Regions from separate parts of the Mus musculus genome. Here region 1 is linked to region 2. The links are chromatin loops, found by intact Hi-C in ENCODE. Cell type or tissue: left cerebral cortex. All regions are shown on one strand. Links, peaks and the distances in the headings refer to the core of each region. The heading gives the core; the rest is flanking DNA. Region 1 has its middle 29 kb from the start of Crybg1. Region 2 overlaps Crybg1 (crystallin beta-gamma domain containing 1).

What was found. Hi-C counts contacts between places; a loop is a spot of excess contacts. Peaks named below come from ENCODE experiments on the same cell type or tissue, not always from the same donor. Only the 100,000 strongest peaks of a DNase experiment are listed, where the experiment ranks them.
Region 1: it touches region 2 in a loop (6-fold over the local background); 21 of 42 quality-filtered maps call a loop at or near these places.

What each region holds. Positions count from the first base shown.
Region 1 is chr10:44,172,481-44,182,783 of GRCm38, forward strand. It overlaps the pseudogene Speer5-ps1. Among named protein-coding and RNA genes, the nearest start is that of Crybg1, 29 kb to the left of the region's middle. In left cerebral cortex, for the core only: a CTCF peak has its summit at 5,151 (motif pointing left); no DNase peak of the experiment used is centred there.
Region 2 is chr10:43,948,303-43,958,605 of GRCm38, forward strand. It overlaps Crybg1 (crystallin beta-gamma domain containing 1), which reads right to left. Exons shown (of 22, transcript NM_001368305.1): 20 at 9,946-10,104; 21 at 8,347-8,509; 22 at 2,329-3,655. The coding sequence ends at 3,567. Among named protein-coding and RNA genes, the nearest start is that of Gm40636, 15 kb to the right of the region's middle. In left cerebral cortex, for the core only: CTCF peaks have their summits at 5,798 (motif pointing right) and 8,799 (motif pointing left); DNase peaks (open chromatin) are centred at 5,797 and 8,533.

The DNA.
Region 1 (10,303 bases), core at 1,380-9,379, 220 kb after region 2:
GGTCCAATGCCTCCTTCTGGTCCCTGTGTGCACCAGGCATACACATGGTGCACAGACAATCATGCAGGCAAAACACCCACACACATAAAATAAAATAATATTAAAAAAAAAAACTAAAAATTTCTAGCCAGGCATGGGGGTGCATGCCTGCGACCCCAGAACTTGGGAGACAGAATCAAGAGGATCAGAAACACAAGGATGTCCATGCTACATGGAGAGTTGGTGGCCATCTTGGGACCTTGGGCTAAAGGAGACCCTATCTCAGAGAGAGAGAGAGAGAGAGAGAGAGAGAGAGAGAGAGAGAGAGAGAGAGAGAGAGAGAGAGAGATTTAAATATCAAAGAGTTTTCACACATAGACAACCCATAGTTCAAATATCCATGAGAAGAGGATGACAAAGTGTCCAGAGGCCAGGCCACACCTGAAGCCTCAGAGGACCAGGGGCCATAGACAAAAACTTGCTCCCTAGTGAGCAGCTACTGGGAAGTGCTGACTGTCAACATTAAGAGCTGAGGTCCTTCCAGGTGTAGTGACAATGACACACTCCTTTAATCCCAGACTCTGGAGGCAGGAGCAGGAGGAGCTCTGTGAGTTCAAGGGCGACCAGGTCCACAGACCAAGTTCCAGTCTAACGGGGCTGTACAGTGAGACCCTGTCTCAAAAACCAATGCCAATGCAAAAAAATAAAAATAAAAATAAAAATAAAAATAAAATAAAAATAAAACTGAGGCCCTAAAGGAGGGCTTCAGGATTCCAAGGCCTACTCTTGGAGGACTTTACAGGACCCTGCCCCTTCCTTCTTTTGAGATTTTTTTTTTTTCCTTCAGGGGTTGACAAGTATACATTTGTTAAGCCTAAATAAAACTTTTCTCTTTATGAGGGAGTTATCTCAAGCTTTCTTTGAAGTGATAGAAAGTTGGATAACAGCCTGGTGGTGATGAACACCTTCAATCTGAGCCCTTAGGAGACAGAGGCAAGCTATCGAGGCTAGCCTGGTCCTACATAGAGTGTGCCAGACAGTCAGGGCTCTGTAGAGAGACCCTGTTTCAAAATAAAACCAAAGCAAACCAGCCGACAAACAAGCAAAGCAAGATAAGACCTGGAGAGGACCTGTTGGGCAGGGTGGGGTTGGCAGGACTAGATGGGAAATAGGAGGGGTGGGTGTGAGAGTAACCACAATACACATATATGAAGTTGTCAAAGAATAAATCTAATGCTTAAAGGCAGGGAGGGAGAGGGTGCCCTGGGTGGCGGCCCATGTTTTTCAGCCCAGGACTTGGAGCTAACCTCACAATGAAGGTTGGGTAGTTCTCAGTGGCAGAGCACTCATCCAGCATGCACAAGGCTGTCTGTTCAATCCCCAACACTAAAAAACGTAATCATAGCAAAATGCCTGCCTCTGACACTGTATGTGGCTACTATTAAGGGAAAGAAACCAGTCCAAAATCTCCAGTGTGCACTTTGAGCATCATCTATTCTTTAAGCAACTGGACTGGTGGACACATACCATCGCACACGTCAGAACCTACAGAATTTACACCAATGCTGACTCATAATGTAAAGCATGCACACTGTGTGCTAATTATCAGGTTCATTGTCATGCAAGAGCCTTAGATGCAGCTTCATTGTTGGTAATAAACGTACCACATTGGTTCCGGGTGCCAGTACCAGGGGTGGCTGGGTGGGGAGTGTCCACATAAGGTTCCAACTCTACTACAAGGAAATAAGATAGTTTATTCTAAATTAGGCATGGTGGCACATCCTTGGACTCTCAGAACTCAGGGAAACCGGATAGCAAACCCAGTGGCAGCCTCAGCTACAGAGAAGTACTTTGTTCCAATAGAAAGAGAAAATAGTTGATTCTGAGTCAAATATGAGTGGCCATGGCCGTAGAACAGTCTCAAGCCCTGAATGACATGTCCTTCTATGGGAGAGAATTTGTAAACTTTTATAGTCACAGGACAGAAAGTAACGAAGAAATGTGTTGAACATATACACAAAGCATTCGTATTGAGTGGCTTCGGCAAGGGAGAGAATCTATAGATATTTCTTGGGGCTAGCAAGATGGCTTAGCAGCAAAAGGTGAATTCTGTTCTTGTAAAGAATCCAATGGTTCCCAGCACCCATGCCAGACAGCTTAAACCTGCCATTGGCTCCAGTTCCAGGAGACCCAATGCTGTCTTCTGGGCTCTCTGAAAACATAACGCACATACACGCACATACTTCCCCAGCCCCTACTCCTGCGGAAACACATAGAGACATAATTAAAATAAAAATTTTAAATGTAATTAAAAAGGCATGTCTCTTTGTAGTTCAAGCTTGCCAGAAACTCACTATGTAGACCAGGCTGGCTGAAAACTTGTGATCCTACCAGCTCTGACTCCCATATTCTGGGATCGCAGGCCAATTCACCCAGTAATGACTTTGGAGCACTAGGGATCCAACTTAGGACCTGTCATTGTCCAGGAGACACTACCACTGAGCTATAACCCTGCTGAGACATATTTCTAGCCCTGAAGTTTAATTTATTAATATGCATCTGTGCATGCACCTATGTGTCTTCCTGTGTGGGTACACATGAGTATACAAAGAGGCTGACGGATACCCTTGGGTTTCATCTTCAGTAATGCCATCTATGTCCTTTGAGCTTGCATCTCATGACATACTAATTATGCTAGTCTGTCTGGCCAGCATCCCTGGGGTCCTATCCTCATCTTTTCAGTACTGGGGTGACAAGTGCATACCCTGATTGGCATTTTGATGTGACTTCCGGATATTAAAACCATGTCCTCATGCAAATCATGACTCTATGGGGTCATCTATCCATCTGGTCAACCCATTTCCCACCCCAGTCTTTTGAGGTGATAATTCTGAAGAGATCTGATCAATTCAGGTGGGTATGACCATACACTGAGGTTGTCATCCCAACATTCTTAGTTTAGGATTGATAGACACTAGAGCTGTGTACAGCTTAGCGGTACATTCCAAGAGCTTTTTGGTCGTTTGCGATGGGGGCTCTGGAGTAGTCTGGAGCTTTTTGTCCTGCCTTCAGCTCCTGAGTTCTGCAATAGAGTTTTATCTCAAGGTCAAGAAAATGTTAGGTGAGAAATAAAGGTTGATAATAAATGACTATAAAGAAGGTTCTGGGGGGCGAGGGCATTAACTCAACTGATAGAGTGCTTGTCTAGCATACAAAAGGCACCCGGTTCAACCTGAGTTCGAGCCCCAATACCACATAAACAAGGCATGTGCCTGCAATCCCAGAACACCAGAGGTGGAGACAGGACAATTCAGAGTCCACACTTATCCTTATCCGTATACTACATTCAAGGCCAGGAAGAATGGCGAGCTAATGATAGTCCAAGTGAAGGTACTTTTGGCTTTGGACCCAGTGTGTCTATGTCCCCCCAGTCATACTATTCCCCCATAGCCAAAATCAACATGTCTCTGGGACTGTTAATGCTCATGCAACTTCTTCAGAAAACGTCCGCCCTCAGCAGCACAGAAAGATATAGAAAGATACAGAAACTACCTTCCATTCAAGTTTGCTGTGAACCAAAAACTACTCTTGAAAATAAAACCTGTTAAATCTTTAAAAAGCACCTGTGCATGTCGATGTATGCCTGTAATACCAGCATAGCGTATGTGAATGTGTGTGTGTGTGTGTGTGTGTGTGTGTGTGTGTGTGTGTGTGTCTGCGCGTGCGTGCATGCATGTGTGTGTCAGAGGAGAGTATTTAGGATTCATTTCACTCCTTCCACAGTGAGTTCTAGAGATCAAACTTAGGTCACCAGGCTTGTGTGGCAAGATATTTTACTTGCTGAGTCATCTTGCCAATTCCGTTTCTTTTTTTAAAAAAGTGTGTGTGTGTGTGTGTGTGTGTATGTGTGTGTGTGTGTGTGTGTGTGTGTGTGTGTGTTTCAAGAGGTAGGCAGTGATCAAGAGTGGGAGGAAACCAGAAGCTTGTGGATAGGAGATCTGTGGTTGAGTTTGTCTGGTGCCTGTGTTTTAGGGCCACATCTCAAACCAATGAGAATTTGTTGTTGGAGCATCTATTCTGGAATGTCTGGTGACTTGATTTTGTGCAGGTCTTTTGTAGTAAGTATTTATGAGGGTTTCTATCCTGTTTTAGATCATTCAGTTCCCAGATAAAAGACACAAAACCTTCATATGTATGATAAGCCTTGGGCAGCATTAGAGCTGGGTGGAGATCAACCCTCTAAGCTACTTTGCCCCCTTCCCTGTCAGTGACCCTGAGATATGACTTACCATGTTTGCCTGGGCCACCCTTACTCTGACTGGCCAGCCTTCATAACCAGTTCTCATGACTCCTCACCTCATGACCACTTCTCCTCTCTCCACCCTCTCTTTCTTCTCTCTCATGGTCCTACCTTCAACCCCAAACTCAGGAACCAAGACTCCACCTACCTCTCCTCTGCCCAGCTTAGGCATCATTATTTTAAAATTAAGTTTAATAGCATCACTTGGTGTGTAGGAGGATTTCCTTGTCCCTGGGGGCAACCAATCCTTGGGCACTAGTATTTAACATGGCAATACATAGCAACAGACCAAACCTTAACACAGGTCTTGTTCAGATAACACTAGCTGCTATGTTCACACATGCAAAGGCCATATCATTTCCAGAAGACAAATTTCACAGTGTTCCTCCTCATTCTCCAGCTCTCTCTCTCTCTCTCTCTCTCTCTCTCTCTCTCTCTCTCTCTCCCTCCCCCTTCTCCCTCTTTTTCTTTCTTTCTTTTCTTTGATCTGAGTCCAGGAGCTCAGACTCAGGTTGTTAAGCTTGGTGCCTTAAGACCCATTGGAGCATCTTCCAGCTCAGGAAGGAAACGGGTCTGAGAAAAATCAGAATTAGTACTAACAAGTTTTAGAAGGACTTTTTAATCTCTTTTCCCAGATTTATATTGTATATTTATATTACTGACCCAGGGCCAGTAGCTGAGGGTGAGCATGTGTGGAAGCCTTTGTTGTGCCACCTCCTGTGCTGGGATTACAGGTCTACACCACCACACCCAGTTATGGATTTGAATAAATTCTGTGTGAGAGCCTGTTTACAGCCTTTCTCACACTAACCAGATGTTTCCTCCTGGACAAGTCATCAAGGGTTGAAGGGGAGACTCTGACACCTAGTGGCTACAATGTATTACTACAAGGACTTCTTTTGGAAATTTTAAGAATGTCCTTTTAAAAAGTCACTTGACACTTGTCATTCTAAGTGGACCAAGGAACTCCACACGAAGCCAGAGACACTGAAACTAATAGAGAAGAAAATGGGTAAGAGCCTCAAAGATATGGGCACAGAGGAAAAATTCCTGAAGAGAACAGCAATGGCCTGTGCTGTAACATCAAGAATCGACAAATGTGACCTCATAAAATTGCAAAGTTTCTCTAAGGCAAAAGACACTGTCAATATGACAAAATGGCAACCAACAGATTGGGGAAAGATCTTTACCAATCTTAAATCCGATAGGAGGCTACTATCCAATATATATCAAGAACTCAAGAAGTTGGTTTTCAGAAAACTAACCCTATTAAAAATGGGGTACAGAGCTAAACAAAGAATTCTCAACTGAGGTATACCAAATGGCTGAGAAGCACCTTAAAAATGATCAACATTCTTAGTCATCAGGGAAATGCAAATCAAAACAACCCTGAGATTCCACCTCATTCACACCAGTCAAAATGGCTAAGATCAAAACTCAGGTGACAGCAGAATCTGGCAAGGATGTGGAGAAAGAGGAACACTCCTCCATTGCTGGTGGGATTGAAAGCTGGTGCAATCACTCTGGAAATCAGTTTGGCGATTCCTCAGATAATTGGACATAGTTCTACCAGAAGATCCAGAAATACCACTCCTGGGCATATACCCAGATGATGCTCCAACTTGTAATAAGGACACATGCTCCACTATGTTCATAGCAGCCTTATTTATAATAGCCAGAAGCTGGAAAGAACCCAGATGTCCCTCAACAGAGGAATGGATGCATAAAATGTGGTACATTTACACAATGGAGTACTACTCAGCTACTAAAAACAATGAATTCATGAATTCTTAGACAAATGGATGGATCTGGAGGATGTCATTCTAAGTGAGGTTACCCAATCACCAAAGATCACACATGATATGCACAAACTGATAAGTGGCTATTAGCCCAGAAGCTCAGAATACCTAAGATACAATATGTAAAACACATGAAACTCAAGAAGAAGAAAGACCAAAGTGTGGACACTTTGATCCTTCTTAGTAGGAGAAACAAAATACCCATGGAAGGAGTTAGAGAGACAAAGTTTGGAGCAGAGACTGAAGGACTGACAATCCAGAGACTGCCCCCCACCCCCAGGGATCCATCCCATAAATACCCACCAAACACAGCCCTATTGCAGATGCCAACAAGAGCTTGCTGACAGGAGACTGATATAGCTGTCTCCTGAGAGACTCTGCCAGTGCCTGACTAATACAGAACTCGATGCTCACAGTCATCCATTAGATGGAGCACAGGGTCCCTAGTGAAGGAGCTAGAGAAAGTACCCAAGGAGCTGAATAAGTTTGCTGCCCCCTAGGAGGAACAACAATATGAACTAACCAGTAACCCAAGAGCTCCCTGAGGCTAAACCACCAAATCAAAGAAAACCCAAAGAGAAATTGGTAGCTCTAACTGCGTATGTAGCAGAGGATGGTCTAGTCAGTCATCAATGGGAGGAGAGCTCTTGGTTCTATGCCCCAGTTTAGGGGAATGCCTGGGCCAGGAAGTGGGAATGGGTGGGTTGGGGAGCGGGGGCGGGGGGAGGATAGGGGATTTTTGGAGGGGAAACTAGGAAAGGGGATAACATTTGAAATGCAAATAAAGAAAATATCTAATAAAAAAGTAATTAAAAGAAAGAATTCTAAAGGAAAAAAATAAAGATGCCTTGTAAATTAGTATAAAATACATCTTAAAATAGGCTTTCCCCAAGGTGCCTGGAAAGTGCTCACAGCACTTCTTCTAGAAAATATTGGGATATTTGGGAAAAAACTCAAAGGACTGTGGACTGTGAGTTATTTTTCAAGGAGGATTTAAGACTTCCAAAACAGCTTAAGCATCCAAAATAGCCCCCTGTTTTTTGACTACTTTCAGGTTTCTTGACCCCCTCCCTCATCCTGTTTTTAGCATATATTTCAGAATTGATGTTTCCTTGCCCTGAAAGCAGACTGGCATTTTCTTACCACCTGGCTTTCATGATGATAGAAGCTGTCATGCAGACCACTGAGGGCATGAAGACAGAGTGATCTCAGCCAGTGCTGGATCTATAAGCTACAACACTAACTTGCTAGGTAAATTATCCCACGTAGTGTCATGATGGTTATGAGTAACCAAACACATTTAGTTCTGGTTTGAGACCTGATACCTACACTAAAGGATTTAATGTCTGCTACTGGAAACGTAGTTAAAAGCTTATGTCTGCGGGAGCAGCGAAAGGCTACAGGGGGAAGGCCACTGGTACATTACTTATGTTTATACTCAGGTTTGGACTGTTCTTAACCTTGATCAGAGAATGTCCCATACATACCAATGTATGAAAGGTGAAGAGTTGGGTTTCTCATGCTAGTTGAGAGTTTACTGACCGCTAATGCTATTTTTATCCATTGAACAAAAACATATTTCTTTCCATTATCATACATTTGTCTCTTCTGCTGTTGAACGATCTTTTAAGATATTTCTATTGGAGCATACTTTATTTTACTCAGTGTTTACCTTGTACCTAGAAGCTTTTGGCAGTGTTTTTGTAGTTCTAGTAACAAATGCCAGGTAGGGGTTTTCTGTAGGAAAGGCCATATCCAAAACTGAAAGTCATAAGTTTAGGACACTGTAGAACACAAAATAGGAGGAGCAAGAAAGTCAAGCTAGCAGAAGATGGAGAGAAATACCAAAAGGAGTAGCAATCACTGTATGGAAGCAGAGAATGATAGAACATCACTAGTTATTTGTAAATTGCAGAGGAAAGCACAGGCAAACAAAGGGCTCACCATTCCCTGTTGGGAAGGACTCAAGTTGTGCAGGTCTAACTGTGATTTAAATATGCTTGCATCCTCACATTTAAACATCTTTCTACATGTAGTTAGAGTCTGAAAGTGGCACATGAGAATAAGGTGTAAGATGTTTTAAGAAAAAGCAAGAATACAGAGTGAAGGTGCTGCAGGTCCAAATTAAAGAACTTCTCAAAAATGCTGAGTATATAAAATGACCACAGTCCAGTGTTCAGTAGAGAATGTTACTAAATTAGTACATATATAGATGTGAAGCTGTACACAACTGGATTCTCACCCCTTGATTTAGATGTGAATGACCCATATGAACTAGTTCATGTTGTTTGTGGTACCCTGTCCTTTGTCTGTCTTGTTTCTTCACAGAACTCCAAACAACATCCCAAGACAATGCCAATAACTGTGATTTTTACTCACAGGCACAACATATCTTTGCATACCGAGGGTCTGTGTCAAATCTCTAAACAAAACAAGATCATCAGTAGGAAAAATTAACAAAACTGAAAACTGTTTACAAATGAATGAGAGCATATAAATAGTGTGGGTTTGTGACTTTGTATTTGAAACTCACAAGAACTTTTTCAGAGCTTATGAAAATGTCTTAAAATGTGTTAATTATGCAGGTTGATGACAAAACCAAAACATATCAATATTATACTGCAGCATTATAGATGACATTCATTCATGATGAATCAAGGGACTTGATTTAATTGGCACATAAACTCAACCACACACAAACGCAGACAAATAGACTGCTCTCCCTTTCAGAATGAACATGCCTTTATATTGAGGCTCCTGTTTATCAGAACTAACAGCAAAATGGGCTAACTTCAAAATGATCCTATCCTGACATACTCTCGTGTGTCTCATATGTTACCTAATGTCAATGGAGTTTTTATTTGGACATCTGAGAGTTATGGAATGGGGGAGTGATGGACGTCATTGACACCAATTCTAGTCCCTCCTGCTTTTTCCAAAAATCTCTACAGAAGTAAGCGGTTTATTTGATTTGAATACACATACACTGTTAGACTTCTCTGAAGATTAAGCAAGACAACCTCAAAATCTATCAAGTTCATTTCTGTCCTTCTTCCTTTTCAGTAGACAACACTCCCTTTCCAGGAAAAAAAAAGCCTTCTGTGCAAATATCTTGACTTGATCCATTTCACAATCCATTGAAAGATTTTCATAATGTGTTGTATCTCAGTTTTTCAGACTGGCAGATATGTACCTAAATGGAGTGACAGACAGACAGAGAACCAGATGGGCAGTTGAAAATAGTATATTTTTATTTATTTTTGCTGTTGTCTCTTAGTAATGTAATATGCTTTGATTGTATTCTTTCCCTCATCCATTTATTTTAAAGGAGTATATGACTATAATTTAAGTGTGCTATAGAACAATACAGTATAATACTTTCTATATTTTTCCGATCTGTTTATTTTCTCAGGCAAAAAAATATACAGAAATTTAAGTAAAAATCTGGGTTTTCCATTATGTCCCAGTACCTTTGACCTTCTGTGCTGTTCACCTACCATAGAGTTCTTTGAAGATAAATTTCTATTCTTTGCTTACAGGAGACTGCTAGAAGAAATACTGGGCAGACATTTGTAGTTTAAGAACCCCACATATTTTAAATGGGAATATTCATTTTAACATGCTCTGCAACAGGAGGTTTATAAAACTTTCACGAGCTCCAGCCAATACGCCATTCACAATTAAATTTCTTTGTGTCAAAGTGGTTATTTTCAAAGTGGCCTCTAGGTTCTGCTAGCTTATCTCCTAACTTGAAATTTCAATGAAAGCCATTAGTTTTGTAATGGAATTGGGATTTTGTGATAATATTGCCGACCCCTCCATATGTAAGTCATTGCTTCTCTTCCTTCTGATTCCATTATTAATTGGGTAAAGTCTATGAGGTCATAGCATAAAATCATATTAACTACTCTACATGCATGGCTAATCACATACGTATGTTTTTCTGTGGCGAACAAAATATAGTTCTGCTTACTCAGGCACTTGAATCTTGCTGCCATCTAAACAATGAGGAATAGAAAGTTTAAAGCACATGGCTCTTCTCAAACACATTTAGAACAAACAGAAGATTTTATACCCTTCCCTCATTGCCCACGCCAAGCCACTCTCTCCCTAAAGAACTATTTCATGTTCTGGCTATCCAACATGGACAAAGGTCTCATTTGCCTTCATCTTTCCCTATACTCACTCTGCCTTCATCCTTCTTTCCTCTCTTAGCTTCTTCAGG
Region 2 (10,303 bases), core at 1,637-9,636:
TTCTGGGAATCCAGGATGGCTGCTGCATTGTCAATATGTAGAAATCGTGAAAGTGGTTCTGGCTTTGAAGGCATGAGTGGGGTCATGGAGATCAGCTGAGGCGTGACACTGTGGCAGAGCTGGGGGGCTGGGAGGAACCCCTGGTTGAAGGTGCTGCCTCGGTTGTAGTGACCCCAGCATAATGGAGATACCGGTACCATGGGGTGGACCACCAAGGACAGCATCAGCCGCAGCGCAGAGCCAACCTAGCCTATGAGACAAACTGTACCAGGAAAGGCAGAGATGGAGAAGTACAGCTTCCCTTGGAGCCCAGATCATGAGTGGTCCCAGACATCAAGCACTGAACATTTTTGCTCTGAATAGTAATTATGCCCTGGTTCTATCCTCTTGGAATAAAAAGGTATGTCACTTTGTGTATGCATGTATGTATGTGTGTTCAGGAGCCCACAGTTCAGAGACTTGGACTTTAAAAAGACATTGGATTTTTAAAGAGACTTAGAGTTTTAAAGTGTTGAAAAAATTTAAAGACTGGGACTTCTAAAGTTCCATTATGTTTTATATTGTAATGTCATATTGACAGGACATCTTGGGGACAAATAAGGAAGAAAAGGTTATAGATGACTAGTGATGTGTGTGTCAAGTTGAAAAGGGACCAATTGTGCTTGGAGCTTTTTTTTTCAACTTGATACAAGCTAGCGTTATCTGAGAACAGAGAATTTCAATTAAGAAAACGTCCCATCAGATCAGCCTGTAGGGAAGCCCTCGAGGCATTTTCTGGATAGAATTAATGTGAAAGGGCCCAGCTCACCATGGGTGGGTTGTCGCAGGCGGCGGCCAGGTGGTCCTGGGGTGTATAAGAAAGCTAACTGAGCAAGGCAGGAGGCGCAAGCTAGTCAGCAGTGTTCCTCCAGTTTTACCCCCAGGTTCCGACCTTGAGTTCCTGCCTCAGCTTCCTCCACAATGGCCTGTGAGGTGATGAAAGAAAACCTCTCCTCCCCAGGTTGTTTTCTCTTGGTCTTTAGCAGCAGTCCATACCTAACTAAGACACCCGCCATGATGTGCTGCCTCACTGTGGAGTCAGAAGCAGCTGAGCCCACCTTGGATGAAACAGCCAACTGTGAAACCTTCCTCCTGAGACAGTATCTCACTCAGGTGCTCTGTCACAGTAAGGGGACGCTGCCAGAAACTGACCAGGCTTTCGGTACATTTTGATTTGCCACTTACTGTCCTTAGCACATCCTGAAATTTGGAATGGCTTCGGCGTGTGCGTGTGCGTGTGCGTGTGTGTGTGTGCGTGTGTGTGTGTGTGTGTGTGTTGTCTTTTAATACTGTAGGGTTTCTTTCCTTTTTCTTTTGGGACCAGGATCTCCTGTAGCACAAGCTGAGGATGACTTTGAACTCCTAAAGTGCTGGGGTTATTATGCTGCGCACCTGGCTGATGGCACTAACGTCCTTACAGTGTGCATGGAGCCTGGGCTTCTATCAGCAACTGCAGCGTGCTTCTCTGAGGGCCTTTCTGTGGCTGTTGCCACTGTTCACTCTTTCCTGGCCTTGTGCCTACCCAGCAGCCTGCCACTCTTGAGTCTTGTCTCTGTCTACTCAAGGCTGTTTTATACTCCCCTGCATTAAGGTTCCTTAGATTCTTGCTTCAGGCCTTTCACATCAATAGACCTGTTTGGGGTAACTCTCTACTCCATTTATTCCTATGAGATATCTGTTTAGTATGATGTTGGATATGAGGTTTCCTCTGAAATCACTGTAGAGTTTTCTCAGTACAGATTTACTTATTTAACATGTATGAATATTTTGCCTGCATGTATGTAAGTGTACTGTGAGCATGCAGTGCCTGCAGAGGGCAGACAAAGGCGTCAGTTCTCTCGTATCTGGAGTTAGACAATATTCACAGTCAGGTAAGTGCTATAAACTGAATTGGATTCTCTGCAAGAGCATCAAGAGCTCTTAACTGCTGATCCCTCTCTCCAGCCCCCTGTACAGAAAGCAGGACGTGGTGGTACATGCCTTTAATGTTAGCACTTGGGAGGCAAATGCAGGCAGACATCTGTGAGTTTGAGGCCTGGTCTACACAGTAAGTTCCAAGACATCCAGGGCTACTTAGAGGGCACACATGTAAATGCCAGTGCCACTTGACTTCTGTCTATCTAGACTGTCTCAGCTCTTGTCCTTGAGCTCTCCCAGGTGGCAGTGCATTAAATCCTTGAGTGCACGGGGCACCTTGAACAAAAGGGTGGCTAAAATGTGCCAGCTGTCCCAGTCTGCCTTGGACGCTTGCTGGAGTTGGAGAGCTGCTGAATTAAGCCCACGATTTCATCATGTAGTTAACCAGGAATAAGTTTAATTCAAGAGACAAACTCAACAGGCGTTTATAGGATATCTTACCCCACTGTGCTCTAGCGACATACACAAAAGGACTACAGTTAGAGATGTACACAGAAGAACAAGACAGACAGGCTGGGTGCTGCAGACAGACTATTCCGACGATCTCTTGCCTATCCTTGGCTCCAGAGAGGAAGCAGGCTTGAACAGATGAAGCAGAAATGGGGTTTGTTCAGCCTCTGACAGGGGCACCAGTACTGTGATGAGGAAGCCATGTTCCAGGGATGTCTGGCAGTTTGTCGTAAAAGGACAGTGCTGTCTGGCCAGTGCATCACACAGTTGCTCCTGAACTGCCCACTGAGGTCTGGGCCCCTCTGCACCAACACTGCACAACCCTTGGCATCTCCCTCACTCTGCAACAAGGGAGGTCCTGGTGTCCTCGGATATGAAGCAGTCATCCTGCGGGTGGCCCTAGAGAAACCAGGCTGAAAGGTCTTTGTTTAGCTAAAAGTATAGAGTATGGCTTCAGCATTAGGTGTGGATAGTAAAGTAAGGGTTAATAAATTAGGCCATAATACTGTCCCAATAGCAGCTGTAAGGAAGGCATTGAAGTATCTGTAGACACTTGAGGGCAGTCCGTAGGTGAATTAAAGTAACCCAAGTTCTGTTCATGAGCAGATATCAACATGAAATTTTGAAAATTTATTCATTTGAATAGTAACTGAAAATAGTGGTTTATACTTATTAAACTCCTTGGAATAAGTATATAGGACTTTGCCACTCTGCCATCCAGCATAAATGGTCCCCGGAAGTGTTAAGGCCATGGATCAGAAGTCTGGCACCACGTTCTCCAATGCTAAAGTCTTCTAACAACCAACTTGGGCTTTTATCCTTCTCTCTAAGGGAATCTGTATGTCCACATTCAGACGTCTTGTCCCCTCCTATTCCTGGAAAAAAATTGTGATGTGGTCTTGTCTTGATCTTTAAAACATCTTATACCCTAAAGCTGCTACCAGGGCAGCCTGTTGAAGGAACTGAGAAAATACAAGGCAAAAAACAAGAACAACAAACTATTGGCTTCAAACTCAAATGTTTTTGAGATGATTCTGTCTGCCGTGGCTTTCGGAAACTTTCCACTTGGCTCCTCCAGCAGCTCTGTAATTTTTAGTTTTCTTCAATAAGGTGGCCAGAAAATCCCCTGGAAATACTCCTCCTGCAGTCTTGGTTCAGGTTCACAGGACCATGGCTTCCCACACTTGTGTTAACTTCTCTGTGCTCACTGTGTTGAGGATGATGTGATTTTGATCATACTGCGCACCCCCTGAAGGAAAGAAAAAAAGTCAAGAACTGTGCCGGAAAAGAAGGGAGAAAGTGTTTGTTGAAACATCCGAAGAACAAAGAGAACCGGGAGTAAAAGTGCTGTAGGGAAAGGGGAGAGAGGCTCGGGATGGGGCTGCACAGGGTGATGAGGTCAGCTTGCTGGGGCTGTGGCTAAAATCCATACAGCCCTTTACCTTCTGGCTCTCACTTTTCTACCCAGCCATACAGGCCAGTCTAACCACTATTACCATATCTGAAATGGGGACACGAGGGTAAAATCTAGAGAGAGGGGAAAGCAAAGATGCTGTAAGACAGAACTGGGGATCGCGGATGGGAGATACCAGTGAGGTGGGCACAGCTGGTGGCAGTGGAAAGAGGAGAGAAAGGCTGTGGGGGAGGCAGCAGAGGAAATGAGTTCTGCATGCATGATAAAACACAGCTGTAATTAGGTTAAAGGTTTGAATGATACCCCAAAGGATGCAGAGGACACAGGAGACCCCCACTGCTGGGGGAACTTGGGTGTGTAAAGCAGTGCTGAGTGGCGCTTTGTAGGAAGCCTCTATTTGTCCCACTAGCATGTTTGAAGGGGTCCTTTCACAGGTGCTTGCTGAAAATGTGAGGGACCTTTGTGTTAGAGGTAGCCAGTACCTTTCAATAGAAGGATCAATAAAACAGAGGGTTATCTGATTTTTCCCCAGTGTGGATTAACCATCCTTTCCAATGATTCATCTGCTTAAGCAGAAGCCTCGCCACCAAGGACCGTGTGGAAATTAAAATCTGCATTTGGATGCAGAGCACAGAATCCTGTGTTATCCTCAGATAAGAAACAGCATTCATCTCTCCCTTAAGCCATTTACAACAGCAAAAGAGGCTGAGAAAGTAGCCATCGAAGGAAATCATCTCCTGTTTAAGAATCTGGCTTGGTGTTAGCCAGCACCACAGTTCTCCAGAGCAGGGTGCAGTGCAGTGCACAGAACCAGGAAAAGCTTGCAAGCCTCGCTTTCAGCCCCAGCAAGTCCTGCCCAACACCAAGACACACAGGCCTCAGCTGGAGACGTGGTGTGGCACTTAGCACACGTCTTGTTCTTGCAGAGGTCCTGGGTTAGACTCCCAGCACCAATATGGTAGCTCAAAACCACCAACAATTGATGCCATGGAATCCAGAGTTCTTTTTGGACCTTGGAGGACACCAGACATTCAAGTGCACAGACATACATGTGCATAAAACACTCAGGCACATTGATACACCTAATTTTATTTTTTTTTATAAAGACAACAGACTCCAATCTTAAGGACGCTGTCTTTTCATTCTTGAGCATCTGGTGCCTTTACACGCTTCCTGTGTTTAGTGTTGTTAGCATCACAAAGTTCTTGAGTAGCAATCTGAATAATTGTTTTACATTTGAAAAGAATTTAGAACATTTTTTTTCTTTTAGGAGACATTTCTACTGACCAATACAGAAGACAGTGAGGGATGGGTGAATACTTAAAGTGAAGAATCCTGCCATGTGTTTAGAGACAGGTAGGAGAGGTTACTTTTCTTTAAGCTTCCTTCCCTGAAGGCTAGGTCTCAGGCTACCACTGCCAGTAGTCCTGACACACCTGTCACCTGTGCATTCTGAGGTAGCACCCATCCCCACCCATCTGTCTGAGAGCAGTTCTGTTGTTACAGGTATATTTGAGTTCTTGGCACATTGGACTGAGGAGGTATAATTTGAAAGAAAGTTTACATCCTAATTAGAATAAATCACTACTGTTCCATTAAATGGCAGCTTATACTAAAAAGACGCTGTCTGGTGTGGCTGAAGCAGAAACGTTACAGAGTTAAGACCAGCATCGGGTTAATTGCCTGGAGCTACCTTTTCTCTGTTGGCTAGTGTTTAGTGTCTGTGTCTTACATAGTAGTTTGATTTGCCCTACCAGGCGTTGGTATCATGAGTCGGCTTCCGCTGTTGTCATAGGATACCTGGTCTGGAGTCCTATGCCAGCATTCACTAAAACAACTCACTCCCCACATACAAGGCAAGAGGAAAGACTTGATAAGACTTAGCCTAACAAAGGAAAACCACAGAAGAGCAGAGAGCTGGGCCCATGCTTTTCTTGCTAGGGTGCTGGCCATGCAGCCTGCTCTTGTCCAGAAGGTGGCACTGTTTCCCCACATTCTGAGAAACCTAAATTCAGGGGCACAAGAAAGTTGCTGCTTCACATGGCAGAAGCCACAGAGAACCCACAAACCTACAGGCTAGCACCTTCACTCCAGAGGGTGGGGCTCTAAAGAGTCCCATAGATAGCAGAGACAGCCATTTTCTTCACTTTGGTACCCAGTGTCTAACAGCCTGGCACATAGTGAAGACAAAAATTAAATGAGTGCCCTAAGGACCACAGTGAGCTTAGAAACACAAGGTTTGTTCAGCTGCATCGGGGAACTAAATATTGTTATCCCCTTCCCCCAACACACATTTACTCAATACCTTATCTTTCCAACTTAGTTAAATTTTTCTGGGGCTCATTCTTAGGGAAGGTGAGGCTAGGGATAGATCCAAGTCTGCCTTCACCAGCACAAGGAAGTCTCAAAACCACACGATGCTGGCAGCATGAATGATCCTATAGGAATAAAGGCCTGCCGGGGTCAGTGCTTCTCAAATGGTTCACACTTGGAGCTGTCTGTGAGCTGGGCCTCTGTATGACTATAGACACAGGGAGGGAGGGAAGGAAGGAGGGAGGGAGGGAGGCTACCTCTAGCTGTCCATTTCCCACACCCAAGCTTCCACTTGCCTTTTATGCGAAGAGCTTGGTTTCTATGAAGCCTATAGTCACATCACTTAATTTTTGATGCTGTCTGCATTTGCCTGCCTCCCTCCCTCCCTCCCTCCCTCCCTCCCTCCCTCCCTCCCTCCCTCTCTCCCTTCCTTCATTCTGCCTCTCTGAGCACCCTCTAGCTCCTCGGGCTTTGTGTTTCCTCTCACTACTGAGTGGGTTGGCCGCCTACCGACCGGGACCACCAGGACTGTAAAGCAGGGCTGCTTCCTGTGTAGCTACCAGTGCCCTGTTTCCCATGTCCAGAGTGTCTTAAGGACCGAGCTGTCACGGTTTCTTTGCACTGACTTCCTTGTTCTCAGTGCATAGGTGGCATGCTGTGGCCCCTGACGACCACCAGCCCACTGGTACATCCTCTCCTGTTGGGGAATAGCCAGGGTGTTAACCACTGAAGGCACCTAGGTGTGGCAGAGGATAGGCCTATAATTTCAGAATTTAGGATGCTGAGGTAGGTGAGCTGCCCAGAGTTAAAGGGCAGCCTAGACTAGAGTGACCCAAAATAAACATAAAGTGACTATAACGAACAAATAAATGATAACTTATTCCAGTACCACGACTAAGCTTCCCTTCATTTACTTGCAAACAGCAACAGTGCCCGACCACTGTGTTCCCAAATACTGGGTGGGTGGGCTTTTTCAAATGTGTTTTAAATGTGGTAAGATTCTTGAACCATCACCCCCAGCAACACCTAGGAACTTGTTAGACAACCACGTTTGGGAGCCACCTCCAGACCGCCTAGATCAGGAGGAACTCTAATGCTGGTGCCACTAATCTGTGTTTTAACACACCCATCCATACCTGAGAGACTGACTGCAGGACCAGCTTTCCTTCCCAAGCACTCTCTGTAGAGAAGCCTCACTGAAACCTCACCAGCGTGCAGCAGCAGCCCTCGGGTGCCGTGACAGCTATTCTGGTTGTCATGGTGACCACATCTGGAATTAGCTAAAACCCAAAAATGGCTGCACACACCTTTGAGGGTATTTTCCTTAATTAAGTCATTTGAAGTGGGAACACCCACTTCTGATCCAGTCTTCGAGGTTGGAAGCCACACCTTTACTCCAGATCTTTTGAGGTGGGAAGAGCCACCTACAATCTGGGCCACACCTGCTGGAAGCCTATATAAGAGTGGTTCTCAACCTGTGGGTTATGACCGACCCTTTCATAGGGGTCACCCAAGACCATGTACTTACACTACAGTTCATAGCAGTAGGAAAATTACAGTTGTGAAGTAGCAAATAAAACAATTTTATGGTCAGGGGTCACCACAACATGAGGAACTGTGTAAAAGGGTTGCAGCATTGGGAAGGTCGAGAGCCACTACTGTATAAGGCCATGGAAGAAGGAAGCCTCCCTCTTTGCCTGCTGCCTCTAGCTCTCGATGGCAAGCCCATTCCTTCACTGGCATCGGAGCCTCCTTCTTCAGGATTCCAGTATATTCTAAATACCAACTAAAACATATAGTTAGACAAAAATTTCCCACTCAGATGGGACTAAACTATTGTGTTCTTAGATTTTCCATTCATAGGCAGCCATTGTTGGATAAGCTGACCACATTCTAAGTTATTCTAATAAACACCCTTTCTAAATATATAGAAAGAATCATTCTATAAGTTCTGTAACTAGAGAACCCTAATACACTATAATTCCTTCTAGAACTCAAGGTTTTTCAATGAAAAACTACCTGTGTGTACATTACCAAGTACACTGACCAAATGAGATCACAGCCTAACACTACTATACAAATAGGACTGAGGATATAGCTCAGTGCGCACTTGCTTAGCAGACGTTAGACCTTGATTCAAAACACTGGCATTTCCTAACAGGCTTTTCCTTAATGAAGCAAGGGAACCGCACAGGGAGAGAAATGATCCTTACCTTTCACATCCAACACTAAATTTGGTTTCATCTTGCTGTAGATCCTGCCGTCGGACTTCATGCACCAGAACTGACTGTCGACATTTTGATCGAGGGCCAGTCCTAGTTTGGAGCCAGACGTGACGAGGCTGCCCACGATCGTCAGGCAGCAGTCTTCTGCTATCTGCATAGGAAACAACAGGCTGTCTCAGAACTCCCACTAGGAAGTCCCTGGCTGGTTCTAGCTCATCTTTTAGCCATTTTAGCTATTAGCTTCAGTAACTGAAGCCAAGCAACGGGACTTTATTTCAGATGATGTGAACGATTTCAAGATTACCCCTTGTAAGACTGTTACCATAGGGAGAAGCCTCAGGGGGACTAAGTGGTTAACACAGCTGCTCTTTCAAAGCACCCACATGGTGGCTAACAACTGTCTGCAACTCCAGTCCTGGGGGATCCATCTTATGCCCTCTTCTGGCCTCTGTGGATATGAGTGCATATACATGCAGGTAAAATATCCATACACTTAAAAATTAAAAACAAAAACAAAACAACAACAAAAAGCCAACACAAAAGAACCTAAGAGGAGCCTTGGTATAGTAAATTGCCCACAGCTTGGGTCTCCCTGTCAGCAGTGCGCATGCTCAGAGGCCACATCTGAAGCTCGCCGTCAGCCTGAGTTTCCAGCTCAGCCTGCTCTTCTTTGTAGCTGCACTAGAACAACCACTGACTATATCCCCCAGGCCTACCCCCTTAAACCTGGAGTTACATTCATTTACTCCTTGTCTCTCCTTCATGAGAAACACCTAAAATTGTCTAAATTGGCACGTTATCATCCACATATAAAAAGTAGAATGCAAACCCCAAAGAAGGTGCTTAAATGCAAGGATTTAAAAGTTCCCCTGAAGTAACAAAAGGCACCGCTCACCACTAGCACCATACTACAGTGAAAGCTTATTAAAAGCGGACTGTTCAGGGCAGGGGGCGTGGCTCAGCAGGTGAGTGCTTGGTTTGTATGTGTGAGGCCTTGGGTGCTGTGCGAGTGCACAGACACACATGTGCTGGTCAAAGTCTTGTGAGCATATGGGAGATTTCGCCTTTTCTCCTTGACCTACTGAAATGAGATATCAAATAAGATCACAGAAATGTTGGGACCGCTGAGGGTACCATGCTCCTGTACTGAGATGACCTAAGGCAGAACTTGCCTTCTTCTGTTTTCTCCTGTGTCTAAGCAGCACCTCTCCTCACAAAGCACATCTGTGCCCCCCCAGGCACACAGACAGAGTGAGCGGGCATGTGTTCCTGCTGACTCACAGGCAGCAAACAGTCAGGCTCACAGTCAAGGAGTGAAGAGGATGCCATGTCCCTGTGGCTCAGCATATGTGTGTCTCTCTCTACCTCTGATGTCTGAGCACACTTACGTGTCACTACTCCCTTGCTGGAGTCTCCTCCCATTGTAACTTCCTAACCCTGATTCTGAATATCTCTCAGTTGGGAAGTATTTTCACAGGAAAACCTTCCAATTTATTTCTGGAAGGTCTCTGGAACGGTGTCACAGCACCTACCTGAGAAGATCAAAGGCACAGTAAGGCAGAGGTCTGCACAGCCCCGAATGCTCACCCTGCATTTGATGCACCCTTCTTGATAGATCCAGATCTGATCATCAGCACCAACATCTTCCATGACCTGGACTCGGAGAAGCTTCAGGTCTTCCAAGTTCCCGTTGGTTGACATAAATAGTCCTGTTGCTTTGTTTCGAAGTCTGAAGTAAATTCGTTTCTAGGAGACAAAAAACCCAGCGGTAGTTACATACGAGTGTGTGGTCAGAAGAACTGAGGCGTCGGTATCTGGAAGAATCCAGAGTGGAACATAAGGGTTAAAGAGGGCGACCACACCGAGGGAGCCCACGCAAGGGTCTAAGTGCTGTTCTCAGTGCTAGCAGTGTGGGGACCTTCCAGTGTGACCAAGGCATGGAGTG